2 separate regions of the Mus musculus genome follow, and region 1 is linked to region 2. Evidence: chromatin loops called from intact Hi-C (ENCODE). Cell type or tissue: left cerebral cortex. All regions are shown on one strand.

Evidence for each region. Peaks named below come from ENCODE experiments on the same cell type or tissue, not always from the same donor. Only the 100,000 strongest peaks of a DNase experiment are listed, where the experiment ranks them.
Region 1: it touches region 2 in a loop (2.1-fold over the local background); 2 of 42 quality-filtered maps call a loop at or near these places.

Annotation. Positions count from the first base shown.
Region 1 is chr11:86,702,342-86,707,341 of GRCm38, forward strand. It overlaps Cltc (clathrin, heavy polypeptide (Hc)), which reads right to left. Exons shown (of 32, transcript NM_001003908.2): 20 at 4,711-4,894; 21 at 4,326-4,518; 22 at 3,632-3,789; 23 at 2,805-2,969; 24 at 2,547-2,654; 25 at 2,299-2,466; 26 at 1,739-1,888; 27 at 1,530-1,661; 28 at 1,323-1,433; 29 at 260-430; 30 at 1-89. Among named protein-coding and RNA genes, the nearest start is that of Ptrh2, 21 kb to the left of the region's middle. In left cerebral cortex, no CTCF peak of the experiment used is centred here; no DNase peak of the experiment used is centred here.
Region 2 is chr11:87,045,964-87,050,963 of GRCm38, forward strand. All of the region lies in intron 4 of Gdpd1 (glycerophosphodiester phosphodiesterase domain containing 1), which reads right to left. Among named protein-coding and RNA genes, the nearest start is that of Gdpd1, 26 kb to the right of the region's middle. In left cerebral cortex, no CTCF peak of the experiment used is centred here; a DNase peak (open chromatin) is centred at 2,155.

The DNA.
Region 1 (5,000 bases), 340 kb before region 2:
CATTCTCTTTTTTCTTCCTGCAAAAACCACTGTAGGAGCTCTTCAGCCAATTCTGTGTCTTTAGATTCAGAGGCATACTGCATTGCATCCTATTCAGAAGAAACAGAGAAGAACAGAGTTTAACCCACACATGCTGACTTAAACCATCACTGAAAGTTAAACAACAACAATAATGAATGCACTGACTTAAAAGCCACCTTCACAAAAGGGAGTTGAAATGCCAATTCCCATTGCTTGAACAGCCCACCCGCTTACCAACCTTGTAAAGGCTGTCTTTCTTGCACAACTCTACACTCTGTTTCCAGCGATTGTTGCCTTTGAAGAGATAAGCAGCAATTCTTCTGAATTCAATGAGTTCGTGTTTTTCCAAACGCTGAGCAAGTGAGATGTTGTCAAAGTTGTCATAAGCATCTATTGATGTTCGCAGAGCCTTAAGAGACAAAGCCATTCAGAATCAACTAGCAGCTTTCGGTTTGACATTTATGTTCCACAGTTCATTCTGATGGAGGCAGTTAGATGGCAACATGAAATAGAACAATGTAGAGAGAGGATGCAAGCACCACACTACAAAAGTTGTAACCTGTATTCAGATCTCGATCGTCTTTGATCTACTTCTAAAACAATAAATAAAATGCTTAAATGGACTGTACAACTTTCTGAAGGTGCAATTTTCTTTGAGATAAACAGTACTGATACTAACTTAAATGACTATGAAATTGGGAGAAAATGTAATGTAGACAAGCACGTAAGCTGTTAGGAAACTATTCTTACAGACTAGACTTTGAGCCAGGGGTGCTGACACAGAGCTCTAACGAAGCACTCAAGTATGATGTCTGTGAGGGAAGCCTGCGCTACTAGGCAAGTCCCAGCCAGGCCAAGTGAGGGAAAAATCGCAATTAGTAACCTAGACAGTTTCTATTTATGTGTTATCTTTCATAAGAGCAAATTTAAATGACAAATACTAAGACATTAGGCGAGGAAATTAATAAACAGTTAAGTCCACTTAACAGCAGTCAAGTTTATGGACTAATTGAAAAATCAGTGCCTCTTGGATGTGCAATCAGGATGTAAGAGGGGAAGGAAGCACATATTGCATATAAAATATATCTAACTCAAAGAGTGAAACTTGTCATAAAGCTGAACACTTACCCATCCCGAAAACCTTGCTGAATTTAAGGACTAAGCATCCACATGCCTGCTACTTAAAAATTAAGGCTAACAGGGTTCTTTTGTTTGTTTGTTTGTTTTTACCACAGAACATGTCAGTGTTAAAGCTAATCAGAGTCTACTGTTAAGTATTCACAAGAATCCAAAGGTTTTACCTGGTAATCTTCTTCAGTAATAAAGAGGTTGTTCAGTGATTCATTCACAGATTTGTTGTTGTGGTTCTGCACTGAGCGTAAATATGGTTTCACCAGTGGTAGCTGTTTTACCTTTAAAATAAAGTTTGTTAGAAAGGTATCCATGGTTGAGAACTGTATCCAAGTACATCGAAATCCTCACTGTAAAGTTCAGTTTAAAACAGTTACCTTGCTGAAATAATTGACTGCACGAGTGTGATCCAACCGTGGAGACAGCACCATGAGCAAGTCATTTAACAACAAAGGCTTGAATTCTAAGTAGAACTGGATTGCTTTGTAGTACAGTTCCACATTAGCCACCTAAAAATAGAAATGCACATCAGTTTCTATCCAAGGAGCCTTCTCTTTCCACAGTGCACACTTCTGAGTGTATATACCTTGGTGATGATGTCTTTGAACTGCCCTTCCTTCCATGCATCGGTGGGGTGATTCATCATGGTAATGATGGCATTGTCATACTCTTCGTACTTGTCATACAGAAACACCAGCTCTGCCCAGAGATGAGCCTGTTCTGCAGCTCTCAGCACCTGCACCACAAAGTTGCTTTAGATGTAAATATGACTCCTGCAATCAGCCTAACAGGGAAAATGTTTTTTTTTTTTAATTTATTACTATTATTTATTTATTTGGATTTTTTGAGACAGGGCTTCTCTGTGTAGCCCTGGCTGTTTTTTTTTTTTTAATTTATTACATTTATTTATTTATTTATTTATTTATTTATTTATTTATTTATTTATTTGGATTTTTCGAGACAGGGCTTCTCTGTGTAGCCCTGGCTGTCCTGGAACTCACTCTGTAGACCAGGCTGGCCTTGAACTCAGAAACCCGCCTGCCTCTGCCTCCCAAGTGCTGGGATTAAAGGCGTGTGCCACCACGCCCAGCGAAAATGGTATTTTAAATTATTAGAGCTAATCAGTGGTGAAGACTGGTTGGTTACCTTAGGAATATTCACTCTCGACCAGAACAACTCCAGGTGTTCTCTCATTTTCTGTGGCTTGAATTTAGAATACAAAATAGCTAGCTCTGTGAACATTCCCATGTGAGCTCGCTCCAGTCCCAAGGCTGCCTCCAACATGGTGATGAGTTCTTCAAAATATCCACGATCCTACATAAAGAAAAAATGCAATTAGAGGAGAGAATATGTGTACGAAGGTTTCAATTCACATAAAGGCCTGGTGTCGTTACCTGATAGTAGTTGATAAGCTCCTCTAATTCATCTGCATGCACCACAATATGGAGTCCACACATCTGAGCAAGGCGGAACTCTTTCCCATCTACACAGGCAAAGCAGACCTAGAATAAACATTTTCCACTATGAGAACCCAAGTATAAATATGTGCAATTATTTCAACTCAACAGAAAAGAAAAAACAGTACAACGGTACAAGAGAAAAAAAAATCAAACAAAATGTTAATTCATCATTCAAACTTGGGTTTAGATTACCTCTTTCCATGTTCGAGTACTATTAGCTTTTCTGGCACCATCAACTGCTGCCTGATACTCGCCAAGGTGAACAAGGGTAGATGCCAAGCGTCCAAAGTTAGAAACATTATTGTACAACAACTTAGCAGCATCATACATTTTTTCATCATAACAACGGTCACCAACCTAAGGAGGAAAAGCAATCCATGATCAGTAAAACACAGGTTTCAGCCTAATCCCTTTTCCAAATTCTTATCTTACTACAAAGGAACAGATGGGTTTAGTTGAATATGCTGTAAAATTCAGCACCCAGAAGTTGAGGCAGGAGTAACAAATACCCATTCTTCATGCCACTGAATTTTGTATCTCAAAAATTACAAATAAAATGAATGAACATACACACACTCTATCTCCTAAGAACAGTTTAATTTCATAGCCCTAAAATATTGATTCAGCCAGGGTGATAAAATTACTCAATCATTGAACTTTCATGTGTTAAAATGTGGAACTCAGTTGGAAAGTGCTTGCCTTGCAAACAATAGGATGTGAGTTAATTAATACCTATGACCCACAAATTCAGGTGTTGCATGTGCTTGGAATCCCAGCACCAAACTAGTGGTAGATCAGTCCCTTGTGCTTGCTGGCCAGCTAGCTTAAACTACTTAGTGAGACTTTTGCCAACAAGAGACCCTGTCTTTTCTCCTAAGTAGATAATTCCTGAGGAATAAAAACAAGAGCCTGTCTTCTGGCCTTCACATGCACTTTGATGCAAGCATCCCACTGAAAACAGACAGACAGACGGACACACATGCACAGGAACTGGGGGGCAAATTAAACAGGAAACCCACTTGCTGAATATGAGCATTATTTGGCCCATTGATGAACTCTTCTAATTCTGCAAGGCGGTTTGTTTTAGCCAGTGCAAATATCAATTCTGTCTCCACATAGGACTCTCGAGCCTTCTTGCGTGCCATCTGCAAATACTTCACCAATTCTTCCCAGTTTCCTAAATAAAGAGAAAAATAAGTCCATAAACTAGCACCCTTGTTTTATATTTCCAAGCAAATATGTTAGATGTGCTATTAGTTCCCCCTGACAATTTTTTTTGAGTGTCATGCTATCTAAACAGCCTACGCAGTCCAAGAGTTTAAGGCATCCTGCCTCACTGGCAGGTGTACATCACCACACCAGCTTAACTCCTTTTTCAAAGAGACATTACTTAGAATGGCAAATATAAAGTGGATATACTTAAAAGTATAAAAATACATATCTATATTATTATTGCCCCGAAACTGCTTGATACTTCTGCCCACTTTAAAGTTATATTCCAGAGCTCTATCAGGATTTTATCAGACCTCAAAACAAAATGAACTTTCTCCAGAGACTTTCTAAACTCAGTCAGTCTAGATCAAGATGCTGGGCTAAAAGCTTTCACACGTAACCAGGGAGTGTCTGACCTCTATACAATTAAAACTTAAACACCTTAATGCTTGGCTTAGTGATTTTTTGGAGGTCTCAGGACATAAAGACAAGAAGTCTTACCGCTGGCATTGGCAGCCTGGACAACTTCCATGTAAGATGAAGGATCATCTGCTTTGATGTAAGAATCAATGGCTTCCTTCACCATTCCTTTCTGCAACTGAGCTTTTGCAAGTTGACTCCAAACAGCAGGCTCATTGCAGCGTTCAGCAAACTCATATGCACGATCCAGGTTTCCAATATGTTCAATCAACACCTGGGCAATATTTTTGAATTGGTGTTACTGTAAAATGGATCTCACCCAACATAGTTACATTTAAACGGATAGCATTTTATGATTACTCTACTGTGATAGCAATCTGTGCATACTCTCACAAGAAAACGCATTCTTTGCATCAAGAGAAGACATTATTGTCAATATCTCAATTCATGTAATTTCAAGATTTACCTGCACTGCTGAAGTATTGACATCAAACTTCCGGAAAATAGCAAATGCCTCTTCAAACAGCTCATTGCTGATGGCAATGTTGGCAATATCTGGAGCATCATAATTATCCAGGCGGTTAATATACTCCATAACACGTGTTCGGTCAGCCTTAATTGCAGTGAGGATGAGGAGATTTTGCAGATTCCTTAAGAAACCAAGACATTCAAGCACAATGTCATCAAAGAGTCATCAATGGTGAGGAAACACCACTGTGACACTAGAGGGTTATTTGTCTCAAGGGTCAGGGTGAG
Region 2 (5,000 bases):
CATTATAGGACAATGACAAAATGAGGCAAAGTCTAAAGGGCAGAAAAAGTCCCATGAAATTCATCTCCTCAGACCTGTCATCAAGAGCTCTGGATGGCTTTCTTTTCCCCTGTGCATTATTTGACACAGTTACAATAGAGGATGCCAATAGGTTTTTTTTTGTTTGTTAGTTTTGTGTTGTTTTGTTTTTTTGGTATTTTTCAAGACAGGGTTTCTCTGTGTAGCCCTGGCTGTCCTCTAACTCAGAGATCCGCCTGCCTCTGCCTCCTCCATGCTGGGATTAAAGGCGTCTAATGTGCCACCACTTGAAAACTTTCAAGATAACTAGAGTCACATGAAGACTGATATCTGTGTCCATGTCTCTCAGTGGTAACACCTTACCAAAGCATATACACATCGCACCCAAAATACTGACACCGATACAACGCACTGGTATTATTTTCACACGGTCTTGTTTCTTGCCTCGTTTTTATGCTGCTTGGGACAAACCCAGGGCCTGGCACATGACAGGGCCACTCTTCCATGGAGTTGCGTATGCCTCGCTGATGTGTTACATCTCCGGTTTTTGAGACAGTAGCTCATGTAGCTCACGGTGGCCCTGAATTCACTCCTGAGGGAGGGGTGGCCTTAAACGGCTGATCCTCCTGCCTCCACCTCGTGAGTGTTAGGATTACACACACAGGTGACGCCAGTCATCCTGCCATTAATGATATTATGAGGAGTTTTGAAGGTTATTCATTTACTTGAGATAGGGTCTCATCCTACAGTACTGACTGTCTAGGAACTCTCTGTAGACCAAACTGGCCTCAAACTTCAAGAGCTCTGCCTGCTTCTGTGCTCCCTACTGCCGGGCTTAGAGGTGTGTGCCGCCAGGACCACCTGATTTTTAACCATTCATTAGTTGACTATATTTTGCTACGAGGTTATCATTGAAGTTTTCAGAGACTTGAGAATAATTTCCAGGCAAAACAAGGACACTAATCCAATAACATGTTATCTAAAAACTGTAGTGGAAACAAAAAAAAAAAAAAAAAAAATGAAGAGAGGAAAAAAAGCCTCTTCCCATAGGAGGAGGAAGGGAAATGGCTTCTCCCAATAGGAAAAGAGGAACTGGGGGCAGCGTAGACTAGGTGGTCCCAGAGCCAAGGGCCTGACAGAGCAAAGAGCAGCACCCGAATTCCAAGATCGAGGGCAGGGCTCCTAAGCTGTAACACTGAGATAACACAGCTGGCCCGGAACCTACAATTCTCTTGTTGTATGTTTGCTTGATTGTTGTTTAAATGTTTTGTTTTTCCCTATTAGCAGTAATAACTCATTATCAATGGTCCCTTCATGGGAGAAAACATTCAGGGCAAGCTCAACTTCTAACACAAAACCATCCACAACTAAGGCAGAAAGCGCTGAGCCACTGCTGTCTGAATTTCCAGACGGATCAGTCATTCCTTGCATGGAGGATGCTCTCACATTTGTTTGTCTAACGAATGCTGAAGTGAATTGAATTCATAATTCTGAACTATAGTATTGAGTACACTCTTATCTGTTTACCACTACTGAGGGTTTGGCTCTGCTCTTGAAATTGCTTTCTGAAAACGCTAAGTTAAATTCTATAAAATTGTAATACCTGAAACAGAAGAAGTTATGCTTATTAAATAATTTGGCTACTAAGGAGATGGCTCATAGAGACAATCTCTTACCGATTAAAGCCTAGTTAAACAAGTGTTAACGGAGTTTTTGGCTTTTGAGAATGCCAGTAAGGCCCTTGAAGGCCCAGCAAGCTCCTTAGAGGAGTGGCTGGTTGTAAGGCATGAAGCCTATTTCAGTCCAAAAACCCACAAGTATATGCCATTCTAAATAGTTTTATTAGACTTAAAATGAATCTCTTCATATAATTACCGATTCTCAATATGCAGAAGGGGTTGTACTGCACATTAAAACTGCTGAACTCATTCCTGACAATTCAGAATTAACCTTGTGATTCATGCAACTGCATCAAACAGTTGCTGAAAGATCTAACTGCACTCTGAAAGAGATGTTTTTAAACAAAAGCGGGATGTGAGGGCTCCCAGAGCTAGACTGCATACGGCTTTACTAGCTTTAAATGCGAGTGAAGGAGGGACAACAGCTGCTAAAAGGCATTGGATTGCGGAAAACCTGCTGAGCTGAGTCAGCCTGTGTACTGCAAGGATGCTGGAGCATTACAACAGAAACCAGCAAAGGTGTCTGGATGGGGCTGCTGTTACCGGTCTGTTTCTCCAGGAGACTAAAAGCTATGGATACCATCGACAGCTCTGCTCCCTGCTGCGCTGCCTGTGGTAACTGTACAGGTAACAGGGACCAACCCTACCTATCAGGCCTATTCCCAACCCCCCTATTAACAGAGGAGTAAGTTGGGGAGATAGTAATATCCTTGTAATGGTTACTGCATCTTCTTGGCTACCTGACCCTTATCACCACCAAGGACCAGCTAAGCCTGTAGGGGAGGGTAAGGAAATTATAAATTATACTGCGGGAGTACAAGGACAACTTTCAAGTGTGGTTATCTACAGTTAATACTACCCAAGACTTATATATATATATATAATTTTATATGCTCCATGCATTTGGTTTTCAGGGACAGGAGATTGGTGTTACTAGTTCCATACATCTGCCATTTTTTAAGATGTATCTGACTGAATACACTGGCAACAGTGTCCAGTGCTCGTTACCATCTCCCACACAGCGGAGATTGGACTCCTCATGGCTTCCCTCAATACTCACTCAGAGTTGAGATGGCAGTATAGTTCGCATAGAAATTAGTTCTACTCTTAATGTTAATTAAATGTCATGGAATTGGGACATCAAGTCCTCTATCAAAATTTAGCAATTCAGTTCAAACAAACTTATAGAAATTAGCAAGTGCGTCTTAAAGCATGGAAAGAAAGGTTAAACATTAATGATGGTAAGCATACTTTATCTTTTAGATTAAATCAGAGTCAACCCTTTGTACATGTATACCAGAACCTTATCTGTTATGGAAAGGGCCTGTACAACGGCACCCTAATAATTAGAGTATCACTTGTGAACATTGTACTCTTTATGCCTGTGTGTTAATTCTAGTATTCTTTAAACATCACTTCTGGCCGGGCGTGGTGGCGCACGCCTTTAATCCCTTGGGAGGCAGAGGCAGGCGGATTTCTGAGTTCCAGGCCAGCTTGGTCTACAGAGTGAGTTCCAGGACAGACAGGGCTACACAGAGAAACCCTGTCTCAAAAAACCAAAAAAACAAAACAAAACCAAAAAACTCCAAAAACATCACTTCTGAAAGTTTATACGTCCTCAGAGTAAGGCCAGCAGTCTGGATACCGACAGTCTGGATGGATGGCTCACAACCATCTGTAATAGGATTGGATGCCCTCTTCTGCTGTTTCTAATGCAGAAGCTCACTGAAGGTATTAAGAACTCGTCGGACGCCTGCGCTGATTACTGCTGGAGTTACGGGAATAATTGCACTAACTGCCACTGTTGCTACAGCTGGACTGGCGCTTCATAACGAAATTCAAATTTCCTTACGCTGATTATATTAGAGACTGGGATAGGCATTCTACAGAACTTTGGACTCAAGAGAATAAAACAGATAGTGAGATTGTTAATGTGATAGCTGATTTGAGACAAGCTGGGATACTAATGGGAGATTCAGTTAGAGATACTGAGAGAGCAAAATCTAAGTGTGCCTGCAATGTTACATCTTACTGTATTACAACTTATAAAGGTTAATGATTTCCAACGGCTCACCCTAACTATCCTCAAGTGATTTATGATTTACAGCGAGAAATGAAGGAAACTTTCTCAAAAAGGCTACCTGAAGTGACAGGAAAGGATATATTTTGGCCTCATTTAACCATAGGCGTTATTTTAATAGATTTCTTGTTCTACTGAAATGTTGTGAGTAGAGTGTAGAAAGGTGCTTGCTGCCAAGCCTGACAGTTATTTCCCAGGACACATAAGATGAAGGCAAAGGACTGAGGCCCAAACTATCTCCATCCACAGGCATGACCACCTTACCCCAGTCTCCAAAGTAAATGCAATACATACATAAATAAATAAAGTCCCTGAGAACAAAGCTAAGAGATACAACACAGATCCAAGATATCAAACAGGAAGAAACCAATTACTGACTGGAGAGCTGTAGTCAGCCATGATGAAGGGATACAACTCCTGGGCTTTTCGGTCAGGAACTTAAGTTCATCACTGAGTTCATTCTGTATTTACTGCTTTGAAAAATCTTGAGATGGGGCTGGAGAGAGGGCTCAGTGGTTAAGAGCACTGACTGCTCTTCCAGAGGTCCTGAGTTCAGTTCCCAGCAATCACATGGTGGCTCACAACCATCTGTAATGGGATCTGATGCCCTCTTCTGGTGTGTCTGAAGACAGCTGCATTGTACTCATATAAATTTTTAAAAAAAGAAAAAGAAAAGAAAAGAAAAGAAAAAGAAATCTTGAGATAGACCAATTCCCACGTCGAGGCAGGCAGATCTCTGAGTTAGAGGCTAGCCTGGTCTACGGTGAGATCCAGGGCAGCCAGGGCTACACAGAGAAAGCCTATCTCAGAGCAACAAGAACCAAACATGACAACAAACTGCAATTTTGTGATGGGTATCTAGCACTTACAACTGGATTTAAATTGATCACAGACTACATAGATCATGAGAAGAAAAACCCTACATTTGAAAGTGGAAAGTAAAAAAAAAAAAAAAAGAAAGAAAGAAAGAAAGAAAGTGGAAAGTTTGGCCTAGAGAGATGGTTAGAGACTTTGTTGCTTGCAGCGGCCCTTGCAGGACCTGGGTTTAGTTCCCAGCACCCACACGGGAGTGGCTCATACAGCCCATAACTCCAGTTCCAGGGACCTGATGCTTTCTTCTGGCCTCCACAGGCACCAGGTACACATACACACGCAGGGAAAACATCCATACACATAAACCAAAAAATAATCTAAACATCATTCTTTAATGTGGAAAAACTTAG